2 separate regions of the Homo sapiens genome follow, and region 1 is linked to region 2. A link is an interaction called in ENCODE POLR2A ChIA-PET data of the cell type or tissue named here. Cell type or tissue: MCF 10A. All regions are shown on one strand. Links, peaks and the distances in the headings refer to the core of each region. The heading gives the core; the rest is flanking DNA. Region 1 has its middle 320 kb from the start of TFAP2A-AS2. Region 2 has its middle 240 kb from the start of TFAP2A-AS2.

What was found. ChIA-PET counts read pairs that join two places held together with the same protein. Peaks named below come from ENCODE experiments on the same cell type or tissue, not always from the same donor. Only the 100,000 strongest peaks of a DNase experiment are listed, where the experiment ranks them.
Region 1: POLR2A ChIA-PET joins it to region 2 with 15 read pairs; 4 of 35 experiments call an interaction of 5 or more read pairs at or near these places.

The regions. Positions count from the first base shown.
Region 1 is chr6:10,078,314-10,093,586 of GRCh38, reverse strand. It overlaps the pseudogene OFCC1. Among named protein-coding and RNA genes, the nearest start is that of TFAP2A-AS2, 320 kb to the left of the region's middle. RefSeq lists a silencer at 10,915-11,115. In MCF 10A, for the core only: a CTCF peak has its summit at 8,885; DNase peaks (open chromatin) are centred at 8,766 and 11,016.
Region 2 is chr6:10,155,866-10,171,138 of GRCh38, reverse strand. It overlaps the pseudogene OFCC1. Among named protein-coding and RNA genes, the nearest start is that of TFAP2A-AS2, 240 kb to the left of the region's middle. In MCF 10A, for the core only: no CTCF peak of the experiment used is centred there; DNase peaks (open chromatin) are centred at 7,398 and 7,738.

The DNA of each region.
Region 1 (15,273 bases), core at 4,349-12,348, 79 kb after region 2:
ATGTGTATTAAGCCTGTAGGTGTGCAGAGGGCAACAGTTGAGGCTTGGGAGCCTCTGTCTAGATTTCAGAGGATGTGTGGAAATGCCTGGATGTCCAGGCAGAAGTCTGCTACAGGGGTGGAGCCCTTATAGAGAACTTCTACTAGGGCAGCGCTAAGGGGAAATGTGGGGTTGGAACCCCACACAGACTCCCCACTGGGGCGCTGCCTAGTGGAGCTTGGAGAGGAAGGCTACCATCCTCCAGACCCCAGAAAGGTAGATTCACTGGCCGCTTGCACCACATGCCTGGGAAAGTTGCAGGCACTCAATGCCAGCTTTTGAGAGCAACCATGGGAGCTGGAGCCATGCAGAACCACCACAGGGGCTGAGCTGCCCAAGACTTTAGGAGCCCATCCCTTGCATCAGTGTTGCCTGGATGTAATCATGGAGTCAAAGGAGACTGTTTTGGAGCTTCAAGATTTAATAATCACCCTGCTGAGTTTCAGCCTTCCGTGGGATGTGTAGCCGCTTTGTTTCAGCCAATTTCTCCCTTTTGGAATGGGAGCATTTACTCAATTCCTGTACCCCCATTGTATCTTAGAAATAACTAATTTGTTTTTTAATTTACAGGCTCATAGGTAGAAGGGACTTGCCTTGTCTCAGATGAGATTTTGGACTTGGACTTTTGAGTTAATGCTGGAATGAGTTAAGATTTGGGGGGACTGTTGGAAAGGCATAATTGTGTTTTGAAATGTGAGAAGGGGCCAGGTGTGGTGGCTCATGCCTGTAATCCCAGCACTTTGGGAGGCCGAGGCGGCAGGATGATGAGGTCAGGAGATTGAGATCATCCTGGCCAACATGGTGAACCCCGTGTCTACCAAAAATACAACAATTAGCTGAGCATGGTGGCGTGCACCTGTAGTCCCAGCTACCCGGGAGGCTGAGGCAGGAGAATCACTTGAACCTGGGAGGCGGAGGTTGCAGCGAGCTGAGATCGCACCACTGCACTCCAGCCTGGTGACAGAGTGAGACTCTGTCTCCCTGCCCCCTACCCCCCCCAAAAAAAAGAAATGTGAGAAGGACATGATATTTTGAAGGGGCCAGGTGGAATAATATAGTCTGGGACTCTGTGTCCCCACCCAAATCTCCTGTCAAGTTGTGATCCCCAGTATTGGAGGAGGGGCCTGGTAGGAGGTTACTGAATCACGGGGGTGGTTCCTCATGGTTTAGCACCATCCTCCTCACTGTGCTGTAATAGAGCCCTCCTGAGCTCTGTTGGTTGAAAGTGTGTTGTACTGGCCAGGCACAGTGGCTCACACCTGTAATCCCAGCACCTTGGGAGGCAGAGGCAGGCAAATCACAAGGTCAGGAGATTGAGACCATCCTGGCTAACATGGTGAAACCCCATCTCTACTAAAAATACAAAAAATTAGCTGGGCATGGTGGTGGGTGCCTGTAGTCCCAGCTACTTGGGAGGCTGAGACAGGAGAATGGATGGCAAGAACCTGGGAGGCAGAGCGTGCAGTGAGCTGAGATCACGCCACTGTACTCCAGCCTGGGCGACAGAGCAAGACTCCATCTCAAAAAAAAAAAAAAAAAAAAAAGACAGTGTGTTTTACCTCACCCACCCCTCCCGCCAGCCAAGTGAAGATGTGCTTGCTTCCTCTTCACCTTCTGCTATGATGGTAAGTTTCCTGAGGCCTCCCCAAAAGCAGAAGCCTATATAGTGTGCAGAAGTGTAAGTCAATTAAACCTTTTTTTAATAAATTACCCAGTCTCAGGTAGTTCTTTATAGCAGTGTGAGAATGGACTAATACACTTGGCCAGGGTGTTTCAAATTATTTACTCACTTATCATCTAGTTGTTATATTTTAGGGGACTCCTATGGGCAAAGAATTGTTAGACCTCTAAGCAGAGGCAATGATGGGATGACTTTATAAAAAGTAGAATTATAAAGCTCTAGCTCTAGTTCACAATTAGTAGTTCTTTTTTTTTTTGCTCTTGTGGCCCAGCTGGAGTGCAATGGCTTGATCTTGGCTCACTGCAACCTCCGCCTCCCGGGTTCAAGCAATTCTCCTGCCTCAGCTTCCCAAGTAGCTGGGATTATAGGCACCCGCCACCACTCCTGGCTAATTTTTGTATTTTTAGTACAGACAGGGTTTCACCATGTTGGCCAGGCTGGTCTCAAACTCCTGACCTTAGTTGATCCACCTGCCTTGGTCTCTCAAAGTGCTGGGATTACAGGCGCGAGCCACCGTGCCCGGCCATCGCAGTTAGTAGTTCTAAACATTCTCCAGTATCAGTAGGTGGTTCTGGGATTAGAAAATACAAGATTGAAAATTACTAATACTTTGTGCTAGAAATGTCAACTATGAAATTAATTTGGCTGGTATTAAAAACATTGATGCTAATTGTAGGCTCAGTAGGCACAATAAGTTATATTAGCACAAGCTATACTATTGTGTAATTATTATTTACTTATAATGTCATTATCCTATCAATTTGCCAGAATTTTGTCTGTTCGGCAATTATTTTTTTCCTATTGTTCATCCCTAATGATATAGAAGCTGAACAGTAAACACAATGATGTGTTTGAGTGGCATAAATAACTGATGAGGTGAAAAAAAAAAACAACCTTCTATCATTTAGAATGGTGGTTTTTGTGTTCTAGACTTTAAAAATGTTACAAACAGCAACTTTGAAAGGCCACAAACAGAATTTTATAATTATAGGGTTTTGAAACTGTGTTTGGAGAATAGTTGCTTTTAGGCCTTGGCTGAAGTACCGCACCATGGGAGTGCCCAGTGACATTGCTAGTTTTGAGCATTCTGAGACTCCAACAGTGTGGCAGATTCTTTTGTTCAGATGTGTATGGACTTGAAGGCGCACATAGACTATTTTTCTAGAAGGGGCTAAAGTTTTCAACCATAAAGTAGAGGGAGTAGTGGTTTCTCTTTAATGATTTTTATATCTATGAAGGGTAAAATTAAAAGGAACCTTAAAGATTGCCAATCTCTAATCTGGCATTTCTGAAATTTGATAACTATTTAATAAGTATCAAATACACTTTTTTTTTTTTTTGAGATGGAATCTCGCTGTGTCACCCAGGCTGGAGTGCAGTGGCACGATCTCAGCTCGCTGCAACCTGTCCCTCCCAGGTTCAACAAATTCTCATGCGTCAGCCTCCCGAGTAGCTGGGATTACAGGCACGTGCCACCATGATGGCTAATTTTTGTATTTTTAATAGAGATGGGGTTTCACCATGTTGGGCAGGCTGGTCTCGAACTCCTGACCTCAAGTGATCCACTTGTCTCAGCCTCCCCAAATGCTGGGATTACAGGCATGAGCCACCACGCACAGCCTCAAATACATTTTGGTAGTAGAGTTCTGAAAGTAAATGGTTTTATTTTCATGGCAATAAATAGATAACAAAATAATTTATAAAACTATTTCTATGATTTCCTACATGCAAAGCTCCATCTACTTACCTACTATCTACCTATTGAATTGGATTTAAAGTCAGCTCTCACTTTTTGATGCAGAATGGATTGTCCATCCACTCTTCCATATGCAGGCTCTGCTGGGGCAGGGTGACATGTGTCTGTAATCCCACCTACTCCAGAGGCTGAGGTGGGAGGATTGCTTGAGCCCAGGAGTTTGAGGCTATAGTGGAGCCATGATCTTGCCACTGCTATGCAGCCTGGGTGACAGAGCAAGACTTTGTCTCTTAAAAAATAAAATAAAATAAAATAAATGAAATAAAAAGCAGTCCCTATTCTTTATTCCTTTGCCTCCACTAAGTCAGTGAGGGTTTCAACTCCAACAGTAGTACTCAAGGTTGGGTTCAGAAAGGTTGCCTGCTGGGGTTTCATTATAAAACTGCCTCTCTGAATAGGGCTGCCATAGATAAATATGGAATACATTCTTTTTGCAAGATGGGGAAAAAAGCATTTATTTGAAAAATGGAGATCTATTTATTATCTATTATTTATACCTACCTCAAAGTTAATAGAATATTTTATTTCTTAAGTCTATCAGATTTATATTTACACATATATTACATATGTATGTAAACTTAAGGCAAAGTTTCATTAAGGAGCTTGGGAATTCCTTTTTAAATTTTAAATGCAGTAAAATTTATTTATTAAAACTTGTTGCTTAAATTGCTTAAACAATACATCACTCTTACCAAACCTGAAAATCAAGTCATCCCTACCTTACTGAGCTAAGTACTAAGAATTGCATTTAAAAAAAATACTGTTTTTTTCTAATGGGACAAAGATCTTCTTTGGTTGAGGGAAAACGAATGATTAGAGATAGAAGGCCTCTTTTATTAGGTTGAGTAAACTCTGTAAGAGTCAAGTTGAAAAATGCCTCATGGTACTGTCACAGTCAAATAGAAATGTATGTTATAAAAGGTCCCCCAAAAGTCTTCTGGTAATGACTGCAAGTTCCCCACTGCATTCTTAGAAACAGGTTCCTGAAACAGTGAACTTCCATGGGATAGAAGCTAAAATGGTCCATAAAATAAAGTGTCTAAATATATAGCTTAAAAATTTGACATACTATTTAAAAAATCTACATTGAGCTTCAGACCGTGGCTTCTGACCCATGAATTTCATGTTTAGAAGCTGAAGGAGAAAGGAGAGTTTTAAGATTTTTATGTTTTAAAGACTGAATTATGGTTTCTTTTTTAAAATCTTAAAATGTCATACAAATTATAAGAAGTACAAGGGCATATTATGATGCCAGTTAATTTATATTTGGCAGTAGTACTATTCTTTGTAATATTAGTACATTTATTAAACTCCCTCTTTAATAAAGAAATTCTTCATATTCTAATTATTCCTTTAAAAGATATATCTGAAAATGGGTATATTTGTTCTTTTTTCTTTCATCTTCTTATTTTGGTGGGTATATTCATTCTTTAAGTTAATAAAGATAGTGAGTGGCAGAAAATTGGACAAACTCTTTACAAAAAATTTTGAAAATTCTAAAACAGACCTAAGCGACATGCCAAACCATGTTTTTTATATTTTTTTCTTGTTGCCCAGGCTGGAGTACAATGGTGCGATCTTGGCTCACTGCAACCTCCGCCTCCCGGCTTCAAGCAGTTCTCCTGTCTCAGCCTCCTAAGTAGCTGGGATTACAGGTGCCTGCCACTGTGCCCGGCTAATTTTTGGTATTTTTAGTAGAGATGGGGTTTCACCATGTTGGCCAGGCTGGTCTCAAACTCCTGACCTCAGGTGATCTGCTCGCCTCGGCCTCCCAAAGTGCTGGGATTACAGGCATAAGCCACTGCGCCTGACCCAAACCATGCTTTTTAATTAAGACCAATAGAGGTGGAAATATCTTGAAATATACTATACACACACTCTTCCTTTTGATGAACTCGTATTTTTTACTGTTACATGTTTTATCTTCTCACCACCCAAGAATGTACATCGTTAACTTACTTCATCAGGCCTCTCCTTATTTAAATTGCCTTTCTTTCCAAAGTTACCTAACTCCATTGTGTGCCTGGTGAAAAATACCACACACCAAACGCCTCCCTTCCTCAGGAAGGGGTGGGTGGGAGGAAGGGCCATGATTTCCTCATGAACCGTCTTCCTAGATCCCCACAGCAGCTTGTTCCTCTGTTACCTCGTTTATAATTATTGCTCATCTTGTACTGAGTTATTTCTGTGTCTGTCTGTCTGGCAGTGTTCTGTTGAAATGAGCTTAAGTAAGTAGGCTTTGGGGTGCGTGTGTGTGTGTGTGTGTGTGTGTGTGTGTGTGTACATATATGGTTGCACCTGTGTTTAGGGGCATCACAGGCTCCTGCCTCTTCTGGAAGAATGGCTTTCAGTGTCCTGGGTCACCTCCTAAAAGTTGACAGCAACTCGTCTCATCTTCACAATGTATTGGCGAATCCTTGGGTCCATTGATCCTGGAGAGCTAGAGAGGCAAGCCCCTGAAATCGAGACTTCTGCTTTCGCTTGGAACAAATTGGCATTGGGATTAGACCATATTCCTCTTCATATACACTGTTCGGCAAGAGCTCCATCCCTTTAGGCATTCTGATCTTACCTGGATTTCTTAAACCTAATTTAGATCAGGGTGTGAGTAGGTAAGAGTGTTTAAAGGAGAGGCCCTTGCGGCTTCCAGAAAGTTTCTATTCCTGGAATGTCAACCTGATGCTTCCTGGTTTCTTGAACGGAGCCTGCTTTTCACTGGGCGGGGGCCGGGGGCAGTGTGTTGGGGTGCAGAGTGCAGGCTCCACTTCTAGGCTCAGCACTGACCAGTGGTGTAACCTTGTTGTCTAACTTCTGTGTCTCAGTTTCCTCATGTGAAATGTGGGTATAATAATGGTATCTGCCTTACAGGGGTGTCTTAAGGATTAAATGATTTAATACGTGTAAAATGTTTAAAACCATGAGTGACATCTTGGAAACCTGTGATTTTAATCTAGTATCATATATTACTATATGGCCCTTTTCTTTACTTTTTTTTTTTTTTTTTTTGAGTCGAGGTTTTGCTCTGTTGCCCAGGCTAGAGTGCAGTGGCATGATCACAGCTCACTGTAACCTTGAACTCTTGGGGTCAAGCAATCCTCCTGCCTCAGTCTTGCAAGGAGCTGGGACTGCAGGTAGGCACCGCCATGCCCTGCTATTTTTTTTTATTTTTTGTAGAGACGAGGTCTCACTATGTTGCCCAGGCTGGTCTTGAACTCCTGAGCTCAAGCAGTCTCCTGCTTTCGCCTCCCAAAGTACTGGGATTACAGACGTGAGCCATTGCACCCAGCCCTATATGGCCTTTTTACTTTCAAAGTCTTTTGAGTTTTCCTTTAAATTCTGAGATTAGTCAAATACTATAAATGACTCAAACCCCTGTGTTTCTCAGAAAAGAGGGTACTAATCAGCCATGAGCTGAGAATGAAGCGTCCCTGGATACCTCTGGGATTGAGGATACTGGAGTCCTCAACCTATTCTAATTTGTGTTCCTATAAAAACACAAACAAATAAGTTTCCACTTCCCTTGTCCCCAAAAGCCATTATTCAGCCTTATTTTGCCTTAGAGAAGTGCCTTCAGAGAAAAACTGAAATGCTTTGGCAACAGCTCATAAACTAAAATCCTTCTTAAATAGTCCAAAGTCAATACTCAAAAAGGTGAGACAAGTGTTATTTATATTCTCATGCATCTTTCTTAGTTGAGTAGTTTGAACAGGAAAAAATATATTTGTGTAGATACATGCATGCATATATGTTTACACACACACACACACACACACACACACACACCTTTAAAAGGGTAAAGTCAATGAGACAATTAGAAGGTGTAAGAAAACAAAATCCCAAGAATAGGTGAACATCACATAGCAACACATGTGAGTAGAGGAAGAAGCTCATTTTGCTACTTTGACAACTTACCAAAACGTTTTATCTTTTATAAATTGAAAAGCGGACTCACTAGGAAAGACTGTGAGTGCCTCTGTTTAACAACCTCACTTTTCAGGTGCTGGGCTACGGGCAGCGAGGCCTGTGAAGGCTCTCAGCTGGCTAGGAGCATCCTGTTAAAGGACTGGAGAACAGGCAAAGTCTGGGTAAGGGCAAGGACAGCTGCCACTCTATGTGGGACCAGAAGACCTGAATCTGTTGTTAGCTGATTTTTTGATCGTGGGCCACTCCAACAGCCTTTCTCTGTGCCTCAGTTTATTCCTTGTAAAATGAAGGCATTGGGTAAATGATCTGAAATGTCCTTTTTACATCTGAGATAGAAATAGGGGAGGAAAGAAAGTTCTACTACATAGACCTTGGCCAAATCCTACAGGGTGAGATAATTGCGTGCATCTTCTCTATGCTGAGAGATTGTTCGGTCAAGTGGGAGAATGACTGAATAAGCCAAGCTATCATTTTTATTTTTACCCTTCAGGGTAGCTGTTGGACGTTTCATATGGGTAAAGGTTTTATCCCAGTGATCCATTTAGTTATGTATTTGCTTCCTTTAGACTTTCTGATTTTTTCTTCATTAGCAATGGATAATAAAGTATTGCTCACATTTCAAATTGTATGTGTCCTTTCATCACACACACACACACACACACACACACACACACACACTATGAAAAGTACCAAAAATGAACCTAGAGATAGAGGGTGACTTTGTTTTTCAGTAAAATTGTTTAAATGCATAATAAAAGGAGACTTCATATAGTATTTTCTGAAATCATCTGCTCTGTTCCTGTAGGAGAATACACAGTCCCCTTACTTCCATTGTTCAGATATTGAAGCTGAAAAGCAAGTTGAAGGATGAAGTTGTCAGTAAATGATAAATAATTAACTCATGGTGACACTCTGCTTCTCGCCTCTTAATGGCTATTATTGTTGCAGGAGGGGCTCATTACTTCCTAGGTGTGGTTTCCCTACCAGGGCCAGATCAGTTTATCAGAGACCAAATAAGCACATGTGATATAATTAGAGATGTGTGATGAGCACAGTACCTACTCTTCCCATTTAAAAGAAAAATACTCACTTTTCCTTGGCAGCCACACCTTCTAATTACTTGCAAATATTTAAGACTCATTATCTTCAAAGTTTGGAGAAAGACAGAAAAAGAGGGGGAAAAAGCCCCGATAGTGGAGACTGCAAGGATCAAAGGTCCTGGCTTACCAGCCGCTGTGCTGTGCTGTCTTCAGGGCAACACTAAAGCCCCACCGCAGAGAGGATGAGTTGACAGCTATTAGGCAATCCAGGTGGCCCAGTGAGCAGGAGGTTGTGTTCAGTCCCATCGCCCAAGACTCGCCCATTCACCAAGCTCCTTTGAAGCACTGTGTTGAGCAAGAGGAGGTGGTGGTGGTGGTGGTGGTGGAGGAGGGATGGATGGAGTTTTCCAGAACTGGAGTGGTTAAACACTGCCACCTCTCTTTCTGTGGCAATCCCTGTGCCAGCTCGCCTTGGTGTAGGCTTGAAACTATTGTCTTTACCTTTGAACCGCCCCATTTCTCCCTGTGAGTCCATTTAGAAGGTCCTCGCTACAGGGTATCACGCCTGCTGAGAAATTTTACTACCATGCCTGGCAAGTCACCCAGGGTTTACATATCTGTTTAAGCACTTTATGTAAATTCTGCAAGCAATATGAGCTACCTACTCCCTCCCTGTTGAGTGCTCAGCCAGTGAGACACAGATCAAGACTCTAAAAAGGGATAGTGTCTGAACACGCATGATGAGAAATCCCTTAAGCATGAGCTCAGTGAATGTCAGTGTGCCATCTCCATATGACATCAGAATTTTGGTTTTAAGATGAGATTGACGTGATGTGCCGAGTCGCCTGTCAAGTCTTTCTCAGATGCACAGTCGAGCTGCTGAGACATTAGTATTTTTTCTTTCTTCTGCTTTTTCTTGTCCCTGCATCTTGAAAGGTTATATTCTTAAGAAGAGGAGCTTTCTACAGTCTTGGGGATATATACATGAATAAGCAAACATTTTTATTCCGTATCCCTGGATGCTACCCTAAGGGTATATATTTACATTCCCTTAACGGAGTTTGGCCTTTGGACGTGGAGACTATGCAAGTTCCTTTGGCCCATTCAACTGTTGAAAATCCTTCTGGAAGTTTCAGGAATGTATTAAGAATACCTCAGATGAAGAAAGAATATACTCTGGTCTGGAGTCAATTCACAGCTGCAGTGTTTCTTTTCTTTTCTTTTTGTTTCTTTGTTCCTCTTCCCTCTCTTCCTCTCTGCCACCCTTCCTTCCTCCCTCCGTCTCTCCCTCTCTTCTTCCCTTCCTTTCAGCACTACCAATATCATGCATCTTTGGCTACTTGTAAACTATTTAAGGAATTATTTTCTCAGTCTTTCAAATAAATTATTTTCATTACTCTTTCCACTTTATATTCTTTAGGGAGAACAATAAAAATGAGAAGACCTCAGACACTTTTGAATTAATTTAGAGAAATATTTCCAAATAGTTTTCTCCACCACAAGAATTTTAGGGTTTGGGGTTGTCCTGGACAAGTGGCCACTTTGCCACTTAATGTTGCAGTCAGCCATATCAAAGGTTTATCAGAAGATGCTTTAATTAACCAAATGGTGCCTCTATTCCTTTGAATTTTTATGTTACTTTAAACGCTTTCAAAGGGACTGGATTTTTAAACTTCTCCTCTCTTAAAGTTTAAAAACATTTTTAGTATCTGTTAAGTGCTCATGTTGTGCTCAGCACTTAACCAGTGCTATAAATGTTGCACTATATGAGAACCATATGATACAGACTCCACACTAGAGGTTTCCACATCTAAAGGAGAGCAAGGTACATGTCGTCTGTGTGTACATACCTATGTTTGAGTATGTGTGTGTATACATATAGTGTAGAGCTATATCTCAAGCACATATATGTACACACTTTTACATGTTTTAAGCCAACGTAATGTACACATGGATACATGAGTGTGTGCACATGCATACACACACACACACACACACACACACACACAGTAGTCTTTCCATAATCCGAAGTCCTAGACTTTAAGAAAAATATATGGTAGAGGAGCTGAAGTCAAAAGTAAAATTTAAAATCCTATGAAGTTCATTAATAGAAAACAAACACCAACACTAAATAAATCCCAAGGCAATGATATTTTGTAACATTGGGTGTGGAGCTGTTTGTTTCATTGGCCATCTTTTGCTTCCTAGAAACTGTTCAGCAACTCTCCTCACTCAATTTTTAATGAGTCGCTGCTTACTGAGTATTTAGCTTTGTTGAAATCAATATGGTGTGCATTTGTCTGTCCTCAGTCAAGTGTTCAGTGCTTTCCTGACTTATGCATTTTCCTCTAAGCACTTTTAGGGTCCACTGAAGTCTTGGGGATATCCAGTAACTTGGCTGCCCATAAAAATCTTATGCCAAAACATGAGTCATTTATGCTTCCACACACTTCTGTCTGTCTTTCTCCTGACTGAGGATAAAAAGAGATGTCCAAGGCCAGGATCTTCCTTCCCTCATGTTCCCTTATTTCCTCCAAGACTTCACTGCAAAAAAAAAGCCCCACCGCAGAGAGGATGAGTTGATAGCTATGAGGCAATCCATTCTGCTTTTGACACTGCTTCCCTTTTTTATTTCCCCAAGTTTCCTGTTTTACTCAACAGGTCTAACAGGAGTGATTCACAGCTTCATATACTAGAATCAAGAAGATACAAAAAGTAAATTTGTTTGCTGGAAATTTATATGGAGGGATTATTGTGTTAATATTTAACAAGTTATATATAAAACTCGGCATATATCACATTTTAGCAGCTACAAAACATTTAAGAAAACAAGAACTAATATTTTGTGTTTATTATTTCATCAGTAAACAAGTGTTTATTGAGGACCAACTATGTGCCAGACACAGTATCAAACACTGAGCATGCAAAGGAGAATGAGAAGAGTGTGGTTCTTGCCCGCATGGAGCTGTGTCAGGCATCATGCTAAATGCTGGGGGTACATCCTCATTTTACTCTTGCAGCAACTTTATGAAAATAAGTCTTCCTGTTTTATAAAGGAGGTGCTATTGTCTGAATGTTTGTGTACCCCCCAAATTAATATTTTGAAACCTAATCCCACTTTGATCTTGGATTTTCCAAGCTCCAGAACTATCAGCAATATATTTCTACTATTTGTAAGTTACTTAGTCTAAAGTATTTTGTTGCGGCAGGCCAAATGAACTAAGACAGAAATTGCTACCAAAAAATAGAATGTGGCTATAACGAATGCTTAAAAACCTGGAAGTGGCTTTGGAACTGAGTTATGGGTAGAGCTTGGAAGAGTTCTGAAGTGCATGCTAGAAAATGCCTACATCACCAAGAATGGATCTTAAAGGATGACTCCATTGAGGGATCAGAAGAAGAGGGTTGTAGACAAAGCTTCAATCTTCTTAGAGATTACCTAAGTGGTCATGATCAGAATGTTGGTAGAAATTCGGACAGTAAAGGCCATCCTGAGGAGGTCTCAGATGGAAATGAGGAACGTATTATGGGAAACTGGTGGAAAGGTGATCTCTGTTACAAAGTGGCAAAGAGCTTGGCTGAACTGTGTTGGTATCCTAGTGTTCAGTGGACGGTAGTGCTCGTGGATGGTGAAATTGAATATTTGGGAGAAGAATCCTCTAAGCACAGTGCTGTGGGTGCTGCACGGCTTCTCTTGACTGCTTATAGGAAATGCGAGGAGACAGAAAAGATTCAAAGACAGAATTTATCATCAAAAGGGAAGCAGAAGTTAAAGATGCAGAAAATTCTCAGCCTGCCGATATTGTAACAAATGAGAAAGCATGTTCGGGAGAGCACACCAAAGGTGTGAGTAAGGAGATTAGTATGTACCAGCCACATGCTATTCATCAAGACAATAGAAGAGTGACTCTTAAGGCATTTTAAAGATCTGTGGGGCTGCCACTCCCATCACAAGTCCAGAGTGCCAGGGCCTCAAGGACAGGACCGTTTCAAAGGAGAGGACCAGGGTGCCTGTGGGATCTCAGGGCTCTCTGCCCAGCGCCACCTTAAAGCTCTGCTCCCTACTTGTCAGCAGTAGTCCTCGGCTGCCCTAGGTTTGGTTCGAGCAAGCCGTGGTACAGTGGTGGCTACTCCTCCAGAGAGCACAGGCAGTAAATCTTGGTGGCATTTGCATGGTGCCATCTTCACATCTTCACTGGTTTGCAGAGTGCATGGGCCATGGGAGTGTGGCTGCCTCCAAAAAGATTTCAAATGATGCCCAGGAGAGTCTTGGGGCTCAGAGAGCTGAAATGGGCTCCTCTCAGTAGCCGCCTTGATATAGTGGCTCCCAGATCCAGAGCTGCTACAGCTATGCTACAGCTATAACAAGGGGATATAGCTGTGTACTGATTGCACAATCATTTTTCAGTTCTGGCACTATAATTCCCCAAAAGAAGCAACCCCTCTTGTAATGTGTTTAATTTTTTTTTTTTTTTTTTTGAGATGAAGTTTCACTCCTGTCGCCCAGGCTGAAGTGCAGTGGTGCGATCTTGGCTCGTTGAAACCTCTGCCTCCTGGGTTCAAGCAATTCTCCTGCCTCAGCCTCCTGAGTAGCTGGGATTACAGGCAGCCACCACCACACTCGGCTAATTTTTTGTATTTTTTTTTTAGTAGAGACAAGGTTTTGCCATATTGGGTAGGCTAGTCTTGACCTCCTGACCTCAGGTGATCTGCCTGCCTCGGCCTCCCAAAGTGCTGGGATTACAGGCAGAAGCCGCCGTGCCTGGCCTAATTTCTATAACTATGTGGTTGTTATAATTTTTTCCCCATAAAAATAGCATTAATAAAACTTCAGAAAGAAAATTTTAAAAAACCTCTAGCTTACAAAATATTCTAGCAAAAGATATATCAAATACATTTTCTTGTGAAGAGGTAAGAATCACTGAGTTTCCTTCTGAAACAAAAATCTGATCTATCTTTTCCTCAGTGCATTTGTATTTTCATTTATCAAAACAATATGCATACATCAAAAGTGTAGTTAGGAAGCCCATTCATAACCAGTATTCAACAGTTATTGTGCATGTAAAGAAGTCTACTATCCCCTGAACTCAAAGCACTCTTCAGAATTTATTGAGCATGGAAGAATAAATTTTTTACTACAGATAAAATGGCAAAACAGGAAACATTAAAGAAATCTTTTTTACACCTCTAATCGCTATTTCTTTCTGGCAGCTATCTCTTTGGAGAAAGATATCTAATGACCTCTCTTTACCAATCAGATTATTATCATAATGGGTTCATGTCCTAAAGACATCACATTAAAGTAGACGCAGTAGCTGAACTCAGATTTTATGGAATATAAATTTAGACATTTTCCTGCCTTACATGGTGAGTTTTAAAATAAAACATCAAGGCATCAAGAAAAAGTGCCACTTTATTCATGCAGACTAAACTTCTTGTTCTTCTTATCATATTTATGTTAACACACATGCTCACACACTTTCTCAATCAGGTAGTATTTGCAGGAGGCAAATACATTTCTTGTTCAAAATGTCTCTAGTTTATTGTAGTTTGTGGGCCCACAAATCGTTCAGCCCAAAGGAGTACAGGAAAAATGGGGAACAAGAACCACAGCTCTGCTTACGGAGGTTCACAGACACCCAGTCAGTACAAAATAATGAGGTGTACTTGCTTGTTTTGCCTAAAATGCAGCAGTGATATGGATTAGGAATGTTTAGTAGCCTTGTGGCCCTGCCAATGAGTAAAATACACATTCAAGGAGAAAATAAACTTCCTCTTGAAATACCTGCACTACTTCTGTTTAAACTGTTACACCATGAACCTGAATTCATCCTATGCCTAACAACATTTTTCAGGTAAATTAGGCTGCCTGATAGCTGATACCTACCAGTCACAAGAGGAAATATGCTCCAAGATGGAGAGAATGACCACTTGCCAAAAGACCACTTCCTGTCTTTATTAGACACCAGTGAGCCATTCTGGTTGGTAACTGCCCCTCACTGTGACGAATAGACTGGTTCGGAGTTCATTTTGCCAAATCAGCTTGGTGGTGCCCTCAGATTTTGCCAGTAGGAAACCAGTGTCTGCTCCTGCAGGAACCAATTTGTTCCTTCATGGAACTAAAACCACTGTTGCTTTCAGTGGATCGTGGGAATTGGAAATAAATACTAGGTTACACTACTAGTGAGAAAATGCACACATGCGCACGCGTGCATAAATATATTAACACATGCATGCACACACAGCAGTTGTTACCTCCTGATGATTTTGGTTTCAGGACTGACCTACACCTCAAACCAAAATGAATGAACAAGCAAAAAAATAGTCTCAGTCTAGGAACTTGGCCAAAAAGGCTTTTAATCCTACATAAGATTTATCGTCAAAATCACTTCCCAACGGAAGTACTTACCCTTCAGTGAAATAACATACCTCAAACTTTTAAAGCTTATTTGTGATCAGGTCCAGTGACATTACCACCATATCTCTAGGTGCAATCAAGTTTGTGTATGGGGTCAGTGTAGTCCACAGAAACACATCAAAAAATGCGGGAAGGTACCCAGAGCTAATGAACCAAGTTTTCTAAAACACTTGTTTCATAGATAACAACAATTCTTTGCAAATAGAAGAAGAGAATCTAATATTCTTGACCCAAATATCTCCCTCAGCTTGGACACCTCATAATTTGAAAACATCCACAGGCAAAGGGGAAAGTTAGTGAAGCCTAAACACACTGAGAATCACAAGGCTAATTCAGGACACTCAGGCACAACCCAAGACATGTCTCAATGACAGAAGTATGTACTTGGTAATGCTCCTTATCTAAATTTGCCTTG
Region 2 (15,273 bases), core at 2,685-10,684:
GGAGAATTTGTTTGCTCTTTCCTGGGGTTGTTCACAGAACTCAGTTCCTTGTGGTTGTAAAACTGAGGTCTCCATTTCCTTGCTGGCTATTAATTGAGGGGCGTTACCAGCTTTTAGAAACCACTGCATTCTTTGGCTTGTGGCTTCCTTTTTCCAACTTCAAAGCCAGTGAAGGCAGGTGATATAGTTAGGCTTTGTGTCCCCATCCAAGTCTTATTTGAATTGCAATTCCTATAATCCCCCTGATTCCCACATGTCAAGGGAGAGACCAGGTAGAGGTAATTGAATCATGGGGGAAGTTTCCCGATGCTGTTCTCTTAATAGTGAGTGAGTTCTCACGAGATCTGATGGTTTTATGAGGGTCTCTTCCCTTTTCACTTGGCACTTCTCCTTCCTGCTGCTTTGTGAAGAAGGTGCCTTGCTTCCCCTTTGCCTTCCACTACGATTGTAAGTTTCCTGAGGCCTCCCCAGCCATGCTGAACTGTGATTCAGTTAAACCTCTTTCCTTTATAAATTGCCCAGTCTCAGGCAGTTATTTATAGCAGTGTGAAAACAGGCTAATACAACAAGTGAGTCCTTCTCATGTCCTTCTCTAATCCTCTGCTTCTCCTTTTAAGAACTCATGTGATTATATTGCACCTATCCAGGATAATATTTTAAGGTCAGCTGATTAACAACCACAGCCCTATCCACATTCTTAATTTTGCTTTGCTGTGAACACACCACATCACAGTCACAGGTTCCTTGGATCAGGACATAGACATCTTTAGAGAACCATTATTCTGCCCACCACCACAACAATATTAAAAAAAAACTATATATATATACACACACACACACACATATATATACACATATTGTTTCTTAAGAAGACAATTATAATACATATTTGTTGTAAATATACATTAGAATTAATAAATAATTAGTTAATAGAGACATAATGGCTAACATCTGTATACAGATACACGTTTATTTTCTTATTTATAAAAATGGCTTCATTATATATGTTCTCATTCGTATATATACACAATTGTATATATTTGTACATATTTGTATATATTTGTAATATATATTTGTATACCATCATTTGTATATATACTCATTATATATATATGTACTCATTTGTAGACCTTTTTTCCACTTAACATTGTATTGAAAAGACTTTCCCATGATGTAAAAAATTTCTTTACATTATTTTTACAGATGTGTAGTATTTTATTGTATGAAGTACTATAATTTGATTAATCTCCTTTTGTGGTTTCTGTTAGTTTCAGTTACTATAAAATTGCCACAATAAACATATAATACTCATTTAAATACCTGTATAAGTCCTATTTCCTCTGTCACTTTCCTATACCTTTAATTTTCAGGAAAAGCTTTATTATTGTTATTATTTATTTATTTATGTTTTTAGAGCTGGGGTCTTGCTTTGTTGCCCAGGCTGGAGTGCAGTGCTGCAATCCTAGCTCGCGGCAGCCTTGAACTCCTGGGCGCAAGTGGTTCTCCCACCTTAGCCTCCTGTGTAGCTGTGACTATGGGCATGGGCCACCATGCCGGGCTGAATTTATTTCATTTATTTAATTAATGAATTTATTTATTTTAGAGATGGCATCTCACTCTGTTGCCCAGACTGCTCTCAAACTCCTGGCCTCAAGCCATTCTCCCACCTCAGCTTACCGAGTTGTTGGGATTATAGGCATGAGCTGCTGCGCTCAGGTGAAAACTTCATTTATTTAAATTTTCAGGAGCTAAATATTTGAAATTGACTCAAAGAGTTCTTTATTTTCCTATTTGATTTTTAAATATTTGCATTTTGAATCTCTCATATGTTGATTCATTGATTCATCCTTTGAATATTGTTCAAATCATTCTACTGAGCCTTAACCCACAGGGCTAAAATTTCCTGTATCTTCTCTCTAGCCCTTTGCTTAGAATCTTACAGTGACACATCTGATATCTACTAATAACTAAACAGGTGCTGAATAGCAAATGACAGTACTGGCTTCTTCGCCTTAGTTTACATTGGCTTTGGCTCAACATCCTTTGCCCTGGCTCCCATTCCTCTCCTTTACCTGTGCCTGGTGAAGAAATTAATAGTCTTTCAGCTGTATTTATAAATAAGCATAGAATTATGGGAACCAGAGCAGATCAAATGATTTATGCAGGGTCATGGGCTCAGTTCACAGGCAGGAGATTTTAGACTCCACTCTAGTATTTACATGATCTGCAACAGAAAATTGGAAATGCTTTTTCTTTATGAATTTCGAAGTCTTACTCGAGAACCCGAGAGTTGTCAAAATCAGTCTGATATTTTTTACCTCCCGATAATAAATTTAACAAAGTATATCTGTGCCAAACAAAATAGTAGAAGTTATATTGAATGCAAATATAGAGAGACATAAGATCTCAACCACAGGATGGGCACGGTGGCTCACTCCTGTAATCCCAGTACATTGGGAGGTTGAGGTGGGCGGATCACTTGAGCTCAGGAGTTCCAGACCAGCCTGGACAACATGGTGAAACCCCATCCCTGCAAAATAAATAAATAAAAATAAAACAAACAAACAAACAAATAAATAAAAAATAGGCTGCGTGTGGTGGCTCACTCCTGTAATCTCAGCGCTTTGGGAGGCCCAGGTGGGTGGATCACTTGAGGCTAGAGTTCAAGACCAGCCTGGCTAACATGTTGAAACTCCATCTCTACTAAAAATACACACACACAGACACACACACACACACACACACACACAGACACACACACAAAAATTAGCCAGGTGTGGTGGCACATGCCTGTAATTCCAGCTATTCGGGAGGCAGAGGCATGAGAATCACTTGAGCATAGGAGGCGGAGGATGCAGTGAGCCAAAATCGTGCCAATGTACTCCAGCCTGGGTGGCAGAGACTCTGTTTCAAAAACAAAAATAAATAAATAAATAAATAAAAATTAGCCAATGGTAGTGGCCTGCACCTGTAGTCCCAGCTACTCAGGAGGCTGACATGGGAGGATCGTTTGAGCCCAGGAAGTCAACACTGAGTGAACTATGATCACACCACTGCACTTCAGCCTGGGAGTCAGAGGGAGGAGCTGCCTTAAAAATAAATAAATAAATATATAAATACATAAATAAACGAATGAACATTTAGAGGTGAGAATAATAGAGAAAGTGCTATGATTACGTCTTCTGGCTTTTAGAGGCATAATTTAAAAAATAATTTCTGTTCTGCAAGTGTCAGTGAAAAAGTTATTTAAATTTTTAAAAACCAAAATGAACATTCCGTTTGTCAACTTGAGACCTCAAATTTCTCCCTATCTCATGATGTGTTTTCATTTTTTTCCTATCTCACATTTTTTCTTTGAAATTACAAAAAAAAAAAACAAAACCCAAAACTGAAGTATGACTGTTGATAGTGATGGTATATGAACTGATAACAGCATTTAGGAGGATCATTTTCCAATGTAAATGATTAATATATTAACATCTCTTCTCTTCCTCTGCTTCTTTCTTCTCTTTCCCTTCTTCTCACTGTTATTCTTTTGGTGGTGTGGTGGCAGTAATTCATGGTGAGATGACCTTTTATATTTATTTTTGTTTTTCTAAGATTCTCTCTTTTCAATAGACTGCTTAATGAACACAGTTAATCAATGATCGCTTGTTAGCAATAACTTGCAGATTGAAAAAGGAAATCTCAGTTATTGGTGGCAATGTAGGGATTGGTGGGAAACTGATAGATATTGAAAATTCTGAGCTAAGAGACTAAAAATGGTAGACTGAGCTGTTCAGCTATGTATTGCCATCATGGCTTTTTTTTTGGGCGGGGGGGCGGATGATAACCTAAATGTAACCCCTTACTTAATTACACTGGTAATATTTGAAATGGCCTGAGGTATGGAGTCTATGAGTAGATAGAAATTAATGGTATCCATAGGCTCTGTTAGAGATGCTTGGAAAAATTAGGGAACATGAATAAACAAAACAAACCAAAACAGTCTATCCTCTTGTGGTTGGGAAGAGACAAACAATAAATGAAAACTTAATAAAAAAGCACATGATCTAGTGTAATAGAGTATAGAGTTAGGAGGTGATGGGTAGGTAGTAGAAAGAAACAGGGAATCTATAGTGGAGGACTGAAGGGTGGTTTGCAATGTTAAATAGCATGGTCAAGGGAGGCCCCATCAAAATATAAACATTTTAGCAAAGACTAGAAGAAGGTGAGAGTATTTTATAACCTAAAAGGGAGAAGAAGGTTCTAGGAAGAGAAGCCAGCCAATGTAAAAGCCCAGGAGTCAACTGCCCATTCAGATGCTCCCTCCCAAGGGCATTAGCGAGTCCGCTGTTGAGATCTCCGTGTTATACTCCCCACTGCCCATTTGGTTTTAGCCTTTATTCCAGGGTTCAAACTCACCATTCAATAAATACATTCTAGTTTTTCCCTTGATGAATATGGGAGCAGGAAGGGTGATCATCTGCATCGTTTTGAGTGAAAATCGACAAGACAAACAGTCCTTTCTCTTGTTAATATCAAACAACTCTTATAACTTTGGTTATTATGCTAACAAAGCCTTACCAAAGACTGATAAGACTGTGGCCTTTTTAATCCTAATTAGCATGTTCCCTGGCTTTAGGAAGAACATAGGCAAAGCCACAAAGAAGGGGAAGGAAAGGAATTCTGGAAATAAATATTTATAGTGAATCCTGCTTTAGGATTTTTGTATTTTTCAATAGGTGTTAAATTAAGTTTAGCCTAAACCTGCTTCCTTATGTATTTTAAGTTCAGCCTAAAGGTTTCTTCGCGCATGGTGAACTGTAACCTAACTGGATGTGTTAACAGACTGTAACCTACTCTCATGCCAATCACTGAGTTTTGGCCAATCAAAGGCGGCCAACTGTTCAAACCATGTTCAAATGAGGCAAACACCCAGTTGCAACCTCACTTCCTTTTTCTGTAGTCACTTCCGCTTTCCTGTCCATAATTCTTCTTTGACCAGGAGGCAGTGCTGGAGTCTCTCTGAACCTGTTCTGGTTCAGGGGCTACCTGATTCACGAATCATTCTTTGCTCAATTAAACTCTGGTAAATTCAATTTGTCTAAGGTTTTTCTTTTAACATAGAAATGGCTTCCATTATAAACTGTGGTTTGCATAATCTTGGCTCTGGGTTTTCTATGAATTTGTGATCAGTTTCAGTGTGAAAAAGTCTGGCGCTCCCTCACCCTTTCACTAACGGTGTGATGATAGCTGAGGTGAAGAGATGGGTTCTGAGGCTGGAAAGATCAGAGACCAAGGTGGTCTTGGTGTGGGAGGTAATAAATACATCCAGCTGAGGGTACCTGGGTGAGAAGGAGCGCAGACCCTTCCCTCAGGCCAGGGGAGTCCAAGACTGAAACTAGTACTGAGAAAGAATAAACCCAAATTTATATGAGAAGACAGAAGCAGCTCCTTTATTACAGCCCTACAGTTATGACAAATGAAGACATATCCAAGAACAGATAATGAAAAATTTTGAATTATTGCCATTGTTTCTCATATTCCTGAGACTCTTGAATTAATATAGCAAACCAAGTCTGAAGATAAAAAGCCAGAAGCTTTATCAAATACATTATGTCTGGCAGAAAGTCTACACTGAACTAACTCAATGTCCAAGTAGTGGCTTGGGTTTTGTGTAAGAAGTGGCATGGATTTTCCTGGGAGGTCTTAATTTGCTTATCTCTTCATTTGAAGCCAAAGTGTATAACTACAGATGACTTCTGTACTTTTTCTATTGGGTTGTTATATTTATTTCTTCTTTATTTCTGATTTAGTTTACTTTCTGGAGGAAGCAGGAAGTTCTTTTCTCTAGATCTCAAGAACATTTATCCATAATGGAAAGGGAGAAGGAATAAATTTAATGATAAATCTTGAGTAGCAGTGTCTCTAAAAAGTAGCTTTTAAGTATCTATCTGTGCAGAAAGCTCATCTTGGGCAAGAGTTAGGCATTATGTAGATTATAAAATATATGCAGTAGAATAAATGCTTTAACTTTACACTGAAATTGTTTTAAAGACCAGCTTTAATTCCAGATTTATTCTGTTGTTTTCATTGCTATACAAATAAGAATATAATATTTTCTTTCTCATTTGATTCCCATTGTATATAAATCTCCACAATAATATGAATTGCTATTTTCATAGCCAATTTTTAATTTTTAATATTTTTTAAAACATAGAATTATACATTTGGTAAAGAGTTAGGATTTATACCTTATAGACCAGGAACTGTTTCCTGATTTTGAAAAAATTTCTTCTGGCTGTTTTTATATATTGATGTATGGAAAATGTAACTTGCTCTTTTTCTGTTTCTAAGTGTCTTCATATTCGTGGTTGTATTTTTATCAGTAAAATATAATTTGTTTACAATTATCTAATTTCTGATTGTCATGATCCATTTCTTACAGGAAAGCTATTTATCAACAAAAGCAAAAACACAGTATATCGAAAGCATGTAATCACTTTATGTTTGAAGATAAAGTTAAGGTTATGGAAGAGTTTTCTAAGATTCTGCTGAGTGGAGTAGAGAAAAATAAAAAGGTGCAATAACCCTATTTTAATAAAATCTTTTTCCTTGCTGTTAGTATTGTGGTTATACAATAGGTTAATTCAACATACATGGAGGCTTATGGTTCTTAAATATAGAAATTGTTCCATTGCTAATTTCCCCAAAGAGATTACTGCAGTAAATGCTGTGAAATGTATATTAAAAGCAATACATAAAACAGGTCTAGCCCTTAATAATTCCTCTCAAACCCGAAGATCTTTAAGTTCTGTTGTTATACTGTTGAGCTTGCAAAACAAACAAACAAACAAAACAGTCACCACCTAAAAATCTTATTAAAGTAAAATGAAATGATAATCTGAAAATGACAACCTATTTTTTCCCCTTTTCCTTTCCTTCCTTAAACTTAACCTAAACTGTTTTTCTTTTTCTTTCCTGGTAGTTTTAAATACTAAAGGACAACTAAGTACCTTCATTTTAATATTCATTATTTCTCTTATAGTCTCATAAGGAAACAATAATAGATTCATTTTTTAAAGCCCTAACTATGATGTGATAAAGTTAAAAAGCCACTGGTATTTTCCAGGTTTAAATGTGATCTTTAAAATAATTTAGATGTGCATCTGTGTGTTTTGTTGGTGTGCAACATGTTTTCCGTGAACAACACAACAGCTAAATCAACTCTGCATGATTTTACCTCCTTTCGGCACTCATGCATTTATAAATAAATTATATCAGCTGTGTACCTACTTTGTCACTTTCCACCATGAGCTCACACAACTCACCGTACAGCAGACATTTGCAAAAGCGGGTGTTAAATTTAGACCAAGTTCCAGGAAAAGCAGTTGACTTTCTTACCTCAAGGCATAAAATCATAGGCCCTTTGCCAGGTTTGTGGACACTTCATTCTTTACTAAGCTAACTTCTCTCTCCGCTCACCTCTGTTCTTTTCTCCCTCTCCCTGTCTCCCAGGGCCACTCTGGAAGAAGAAAGAACCACCCAGTTGAGCTGGTCATTCACTTGTAGGCATTAGAATGGCAGAGCTGTCACCTGTGGGCTGTTTAGGCTGCAAACATTACTAAGCTGCTTTACAGAAAGTTATGTAAAGAGCTGTTAATGTTCTCTGAAGACTTTCCTGCCATGCTGGCTGTACAGGCGTTTGGAAAGAGGCAGGTCGAGACGTGTGTGGACGCTACCCCTCGCTATTTATGAGCTGAGCAGCTTGCGGTGAAAAGCTGTCATTTTCCCCCTGGGTGTGTAGAACCAGTTTCTCCGGCATGCCAGGCCACGAAGCTGAGGCTTATCCAAAAGGAGGGGCGGGGAGGAGGGCTGCAAGGAAAGCCAGAGATGTATCACTTGTTTAAGCTCTGAGTGGGGAGAGAAAGTGAGGATAAAAAGAAGAAAGGAAAAACTATCTTAGAAAGTTCTCTCAATTATCTGTGGTTTCCTATGGTGGAAACATCTTCTCTTTTCATTCAGTGGAAGTGGAGGGAAATGTGGGAATTAAGTTATGTGGAGAAGAAGCAGGATTTACTCACAAGCTCACTGGCTGGACCAAGTCATTGGCAGAGATAATTCCCGATCGACTTTCGTCCCTTACAGATTAAATTTATCTAGAAAAATCTCAAAGTTATCCAAACTGACTAAAAATGCCCTTTTCTATTCTGGAAAAGATTTGAATCATCCAAAAGGAATAAAAATGCCCTTTCCTATTTTGGAGAAGATCTGAATCAACATCTAAACTAACCCCATTTGAATTTTTAAATGGTATATATAGTAGTACATTGGTATGTAACCAGGGACCCCAAACCTGTGCTGTCACCGTAGGGTAGAAAAAAATGTAAACATAACAGGTTACAACAAAAAACCCTTCTTTTTCACTTGCCTGCAAAGTCTAGGCCGTTGAAATTCTTTAGCAGGCCTGCCTGCACTTTTCATAATGCTGTATATAGGCAAATAGGCCAGGCATTGATCACAAAATGGACTTGTAAATGACTGTGCCTGCTGGTATAAATCAGTGCCACCCAACAAAACAGAGGAGCCAGACCATAGTGTGGTTGTTGCTTTTCTTGAATTTTCTTAATATATCTGTTTTTTTTTAATGATTCTAACTGTCAACTGGGATTATTAGACTGCATAATGATATTTTTTATGTCCAAACACATGAATAAAATTACTTTTTCCCCATGTATATTATGGTTATACATGCTTTCTGAAAGTAAATTAACATAGAAATAAATCTGTGATGTCAAGAATATGCATTAACCTGTTTGGGCCTTATAAATATGTAAAAATAGCACCTAGTGCTTTGCCTCTCTGTGGTAGGGTAATATCTTATCCTGAATCTAGAACTGGACATTTTGTATATTAGAATATACAAATTCTAATTCATTCATATGTGGAAGCCCTGATCCCTCAGTGTGAGGGTACTATATTTACTCAATGCAATTTAATAATAATTTAAGAAAATATTGCGTGTTTGGTTTTGTACCTGGTGCTCAAGGGAATACGGTGAAGACTGTCATGTGGTCTTACCTTTTTAAGGCTTATCATCTTGCCTTAGACGTGACTAGTGTATTGTTACCTGGGCTGTTGCATCTGATTCTACTTTGCCTTTATTCTACTTCCAAACTGTTCTTCACACGTCTTCTAAAGAAATTCATCTTAGCTTTCTTCCCTCTTCCCCTCTTATTGGTAGAGAAGATCCTCATTGTCACTCCCCTTTGGGGCCCAGCGCTCTGACCACACAAGCTGTCACAGTGGCTTTCACGCTCGCGGCTCACTTATCTCCGAATATTTGTGTGTGCTGTTCCCGCTGCCTGCTTTTCCACATCTAACTCCATCCACCTGGGAAAAGTCTTCCTCATTCCTTAAGGAATCTGCTCATGCAGCACTTGTTTTTTGAACAAGACCTTTCCTGCTGCCTTCCCTCCCTGGCAGGACTCGATCTTCAGAGTCCTCCTCCTCCTCCTCCTTAACTACTCTTCTCAGAGCTCTTCACATGTTCTTTGAGTGTCTTTGGTGTGCTTGTCAGTATCCTTGACTGGCCTAAGTGCTCTTGGTGGCCAGGATTTTTGTCTTATTCAATCTTTGTGCTACCACCACATAGCACATCTGGGTAGACACTCCACAAATGTCTGCTGAATGCACAGTCCCTTCATCACCTGAAAAATGATTTTCAAACAACACTAAGTCTACATATAGTTTTCTAGGATCGCGAAGGCTAGAAGAAAACTGATTTACTCAAAGTATCTAAATTGGTTCTGGCTTCGTCTTTGTCTCTTCCTGCCTTCTTTACCTTTATCTACTGACTGCTTCTCATGACAGTGAACAAGTCCCATGAACCAAACCACCTCTTTCCCCAGCTTATGCTCTATAACAGCTCCCATCATCCTTAGAATAAAATGAAGGCCTTACCTTGGCCTACAAGGCCCCCTGCAATTTGTCCTCCCAATCCCCCCAACCTCATGCTGTATTCTCCCCATCATACACTGCGTTCCAGACACAGGAACCTCTTTTGGTTCCTAGAACATGCTAGCCTCTATTCTGCCTGGAGCTCTTCACACCTGCTGTTCCATCTGCTGGAACACTCTTGCATTTTCCACAGGGCAGGCTTCTTATCTTTCAGGTATCAGCTTCAATGTCACCTTTTCAGAAGCCTTTCCTAATCACCTCTTCCCCATCCTTTTCTCTAGGACTACATCTGTTTTTGTCCTTCAAAGCCAAATCACAAGTGATTGATTTGTTTGTATTTACTTTCTTCTTTGTTTGTTTGTTTATTCATTGCCTCTTCCTTTCTCCCATTAAACTGTGAGCTCCTTGAGGACAGGGACCATATCTGTTTTTTCCTGCTGAATTCTCCAAGGCCTACGACTGCACCAGGCACAGAGTAAATGATAAGAAATATTTCTTGAATGTCAAGTGAATAATCAATCCAAAGCAAACTTGTAAAGGGCTTCGTGATATACATACATTCTCACAACAACCAAATGAAATAAACGTGTAAAGTGCTAAAATTACTCCAGTGTTATTTTGGGCTAAATATTTGTGTCCCTTCCACCAAATTTGTATGTCGAAGCCCTGATCCCTCAGTGTGATAATATTAAAAGTCCTTTGGGAGGTAGTTAGGGTTAAATGAGGTCACAAGAGTGAGGCCTTCATGATGGGATTAGTGCCCTTATAAGAAGAAGAAGTCAGAGAGAGATGGATCTCTCTCTCTCCACAATAGGACACCATGGAAAGCCTACATTAGCACACAGCAAGAAGACAGCTGTCTGCAAACCTGGAAGACAGCCCTCACCAGAACCCAACCATGCTGGCACCTTGATCTCAGAAAATAAATGTCTGTTGTATAAGCCATCCAGCCTGTGGTATTTTGCTATAGCAGTCCCAGCTGACTAACAGATGTGTTTACATGAGCAGACCTCAAGCATTTTGGCCAGTCCTTCTTTCTATGATGATTTTGATGGTTAACCTGATGGAAAATGTCTTTGGTATCTTCCTTTCCTATTTCAAACTTGCAGGCATTCTCCAGCCTCTGTTGCTATGTTCTGTGTGCTCATATTCACTTCCCTCTCTTCACACAAACTGATATAACTCACCCAGCACACACAACCATCATGGAAAGACCTGAGCTCCCACTCAACCTAACACTAATGTTATGTCAAATGAGATCTTGTAGGGATATTTTAAAAGGAGAGTTTTACAAGTATCTTGGGCTGTGAAAAAGGGGTCTCTAGGTCAATTTGTTGGAATAATCTTCCAATCTTTTAAACAAATATGATGAGCAAAGGGAGCATCACACATTGACCTGGATATAGTAGCAGGAAGAATATCCTCATGTTCTTCAACTCTGTTTACACAAATAGGCATTATCCTAAAATGAGTAATGCTAGGAAATAAGTAAATAAGTTCCAATTTACGGTTGGTCATTCTTCCCCTTCACTCCATTTTTTTTGTATTTATCAATAACTCAGGTATTTTATTTTTAAGAAAATAGTCAAATACCTCTAACCTTTCTCAGGCCATTCAAGATTAAGCAAGGTTTGGGGCTCAAATGGTCTGGGTGACCACTGAACTCATGTGGCCTTTCTGCTATTAATGCTTTCCAGAAAAACAACAACAGAATCAATATGACTACTGAGAATACATTTTTAAAAATTAACGTGACATCTTGGATCTTATAAGAGTCAAGCCCTTCAGGAAATAAACCATGAGGTAAGTGATCGCCCAGTGATTCCATGTTCATCTCTCTGGGATCTGCTGAGAATTAAAGGTGATTCTTAGGGCAAACACAGCATTATCAAAAGGCTGTAGCAGCTAGAGCAGGTGAAGGAAACAAACAAAAACAAAAAGCAAAAAACCAAAACCAGACTAGGCCATGCGGCATGCACCGTAAACTGAGCTTTAGCTTTGCTTCCAAATGCCAGAGAACACCTGTCCACACTGGGGACCCGGCACACATTTTCTTCCTGGCGCAGCACACCAGATGCCCAGCTCTCATTAAGGAGAAGTTTGTCTGACAGTCTTTGCCTTGCTGTAATTCTTATCCCACTCTGAATTCCTCTAGCAAACATTGATTGAAAGCTCTCCATATGCCAGGCACCACACAGCTCTGCAAACCTCCCTTGGATCCTACCTTTGGAGTAGGAGAGGCAAGGTACAGAGAGGGTGAGAAGGCAGAGTATTTGCTGTTTAACCAGTTTTTGATTGGAAAGACTTTCAATCAGGCATTAAATTTATCAAGCTTTTGCTGTGGGTCTGACAGGCACTGGGTGAGTTCATGTGGCCCTTGCTCTTGAAAGGTCACAGTCTGGGTATAGACTTAACTGTAGGATGTATTTTTCAAGGAAAGAAGCAAAGTATAGAACAGCATGGATGCTCCCATCTGAGCAATAAAAGGGTATGTGATACATGAGCACGCACACATGCACACACACACACGCACACGCATGTGCACATGCACGCACACACACACATGTGTGGCTAAATGCCTAGACTACCTGGAAACACTGGTTGCTTTGGGGAGAACTGGTTTTGTTTTCTTAGAGCACTTATCAATCTCTGAAATTGTCTTATATATTTGTTTATCAACTTATTTATTGTCTGTTTCTACACTGGCATGCGAGCGCTTGCTTACAGCTATAGCTCCAGCGACTACAATAGGGCTTGGTATATTTTAGGTGCTTGTAGTTAAGAATGTTTTTTTTAAATGAATGAGCTGGAAATGAGAGGATGTAGGGGTAAGAGTTCAGAGATGGGACGGAGTCTTGCTTTTAACTCTATGCCATTCTGTAACACTTGAATATTTAAGTTTTTATTATGAAAAAAATACAATTAAGTATTTTTAAGTATATTAAGCAAAAGTAGAGACGACAGTGTAATAAACTTTCATGCACTCATTATCCCAAAACAATGGTCAACTCATGGTAGATTATGTTTCATCCATATCTCCCTCACTGCTCTTCCTCTGCCTTGAGATTGTTTTGAAACAAACGCCAGCCGTCATTGTGTCTTTAAGTAGTTAAATATGTAAACCATAACTGCAATACATTCCACACCTAAACAAACAAGCAGTGTTTTATGAATATCATCAATTATTCACTGTTCAAATTTCCCTAATGAGTCTCATACTTTTCTTATAGGTTGTTTGAATTGTATTTAACAACGTACATGTATTACTTTTTCCAGAATGTTTATTTGGGATGTTTACAATCTAGTAATCTAGTAGGGAATATGGCTCCATCCAATCATCCATCCATCTACCCATCCATCCATCCATTAAATAAATCCATATTAAGTGCCTAGTATGTGTCAGGTGTTGTTCCAGGTGCTTATTATGTATCACTGAACAAAAGGACAGAAATCCCTGCCCTTGTGGAGCTCTAGCCCCCTAGCTGACAGAGACCACTAACAAATAACAAGGTATGTAAAGCCTTGATTATGATTCAGTAATATGTAACATGTATGATAATGTAAAGGGCACAAACTCCTTTGTTAAAAACAGTGTCATCATATGACTAACATAAGAGATTCAAAGTATTGAGGCCCTTATTTTAGCATTTAAAACTTGCGATGTGGCTGGGTGCGGTGGCTCACGCCTGTAATCCCAGCACTTTGGGAGGCCGAGACAGGCAGATCACTTGAGGTCAGGAGTTCAAGACCAGCCTGGCTAACATGGTGAAACCCCATCTCTACTAAAAATACAAAAATTAGCTGGGCGTGGTGGCATGTGCCTGTAATCTCAGCTGCTTGGGAGGCTGAGGCAGGAGAATCACTTGAATCCAGGATCCAGGAGGTGGAAGTTGGAGTGAGCTGAGATTGCACCACCACACTCCAGCCTGGGCAACAGAGCGAGACTCCATTTCAAAAATAAATAAATAAATATAATTTGCAATATTTTTTGCAACACTATTCACAATAGCAAAGATATAGCATCAACCTAAATGCCCATCAATGATAGACTAGATAAAGAAAATGTGGTACATGTATACCACGGAATACTATGCAGCCATGAAAAGGAATGAGATCATGTCCCATGCAGGGACATGAATGGTGTTGGAAGCCATTATCTTCAGCAAACTAATGCCAGAACAGAAAACCAAACACCACACGTTCTCACTTAAAAGTGGGAGCTGAATGATGAGAACACATGGACACATTGCTGGGAACAACACATACTGAGGCCTGTTGGAGTGGGCAGGTGGGGGGAGAGAGAGCGTCAGGAAGAATAATTAATGGATGCTGGGCTGAATACCTAGGTGGTGGGATGAGCTGGGCAGCAAACCACCATGGCACACGTTTACTTATGTAATAAATCTGCACATTCTGCACGTATACCCCTGAACTTAAAAGTCGGAAAAAAATGTGCAATGTTTAATGTTTTGATAAAACCTTGTAAACAGAATATATTGATTTCTTTAAATAACAAATAATTAAGACCATCAAAGCTTTTTTTTTTTTTTAAACTTTCTTACAAACACATTGACTGGGCTCTGCCATTATAAATAAAGTCATGATAGCCAGGGGCCAGGTGCTAGTTGTCAGTGTTTGAGAGGTCAGACTTGGATGTTTATGAAACAGAGCCAGTCTGATACCATGTTCTGGCGCATACTCTAAATACAATTAGGATTTACACAAACCAAGCCGGTGAAGTGCACTGATGCTTCTTGAGGAGGTCTCCTCAGAGAGAGGCTTTTGTGGTTGGAATTCGAACACCACTCATCCCCAAGTCATGAAGCATCTTTGGCCTGTTATCTGGATGGTCTAGGGAAAGTAGAGTTATTGGTAGGCTCTACCAAACCTAAGAGTATTTTTGACTCGTGCTTGAAACCCATGTTGAAAGGTGGTATTTTAACTTGTGAAAGGAAATGTCAGCAGTCTGAAAAATATATTAAAATGGAAAAGGGCCCGTATAATGTTTTAACACTTTTATGCTGTCATTAGGACACTAGACACTAGTACATCTTAAAAATTTTGGTTAAATTGAACTTAACAACAACAACAACAACAAACAACAACAAAAGGCGGGGAGAATAGGACTATCTCTTACCAAGACATTTCAAAGACTATATAGTGTAGCCTGAGTAATTTTTTATACAAGTTCCCCAGATCTTACGCATCCAAATGATATTGTTTCCTATGCAGTGGTTGCTTTGGAAGGTATACTCTACATTCCTTCAGTGGTGCAATTGTGCAAACCATTTCTTTTCTTTCCTTTTCTTTTTTTCTTTTTTCTTTTCTTTT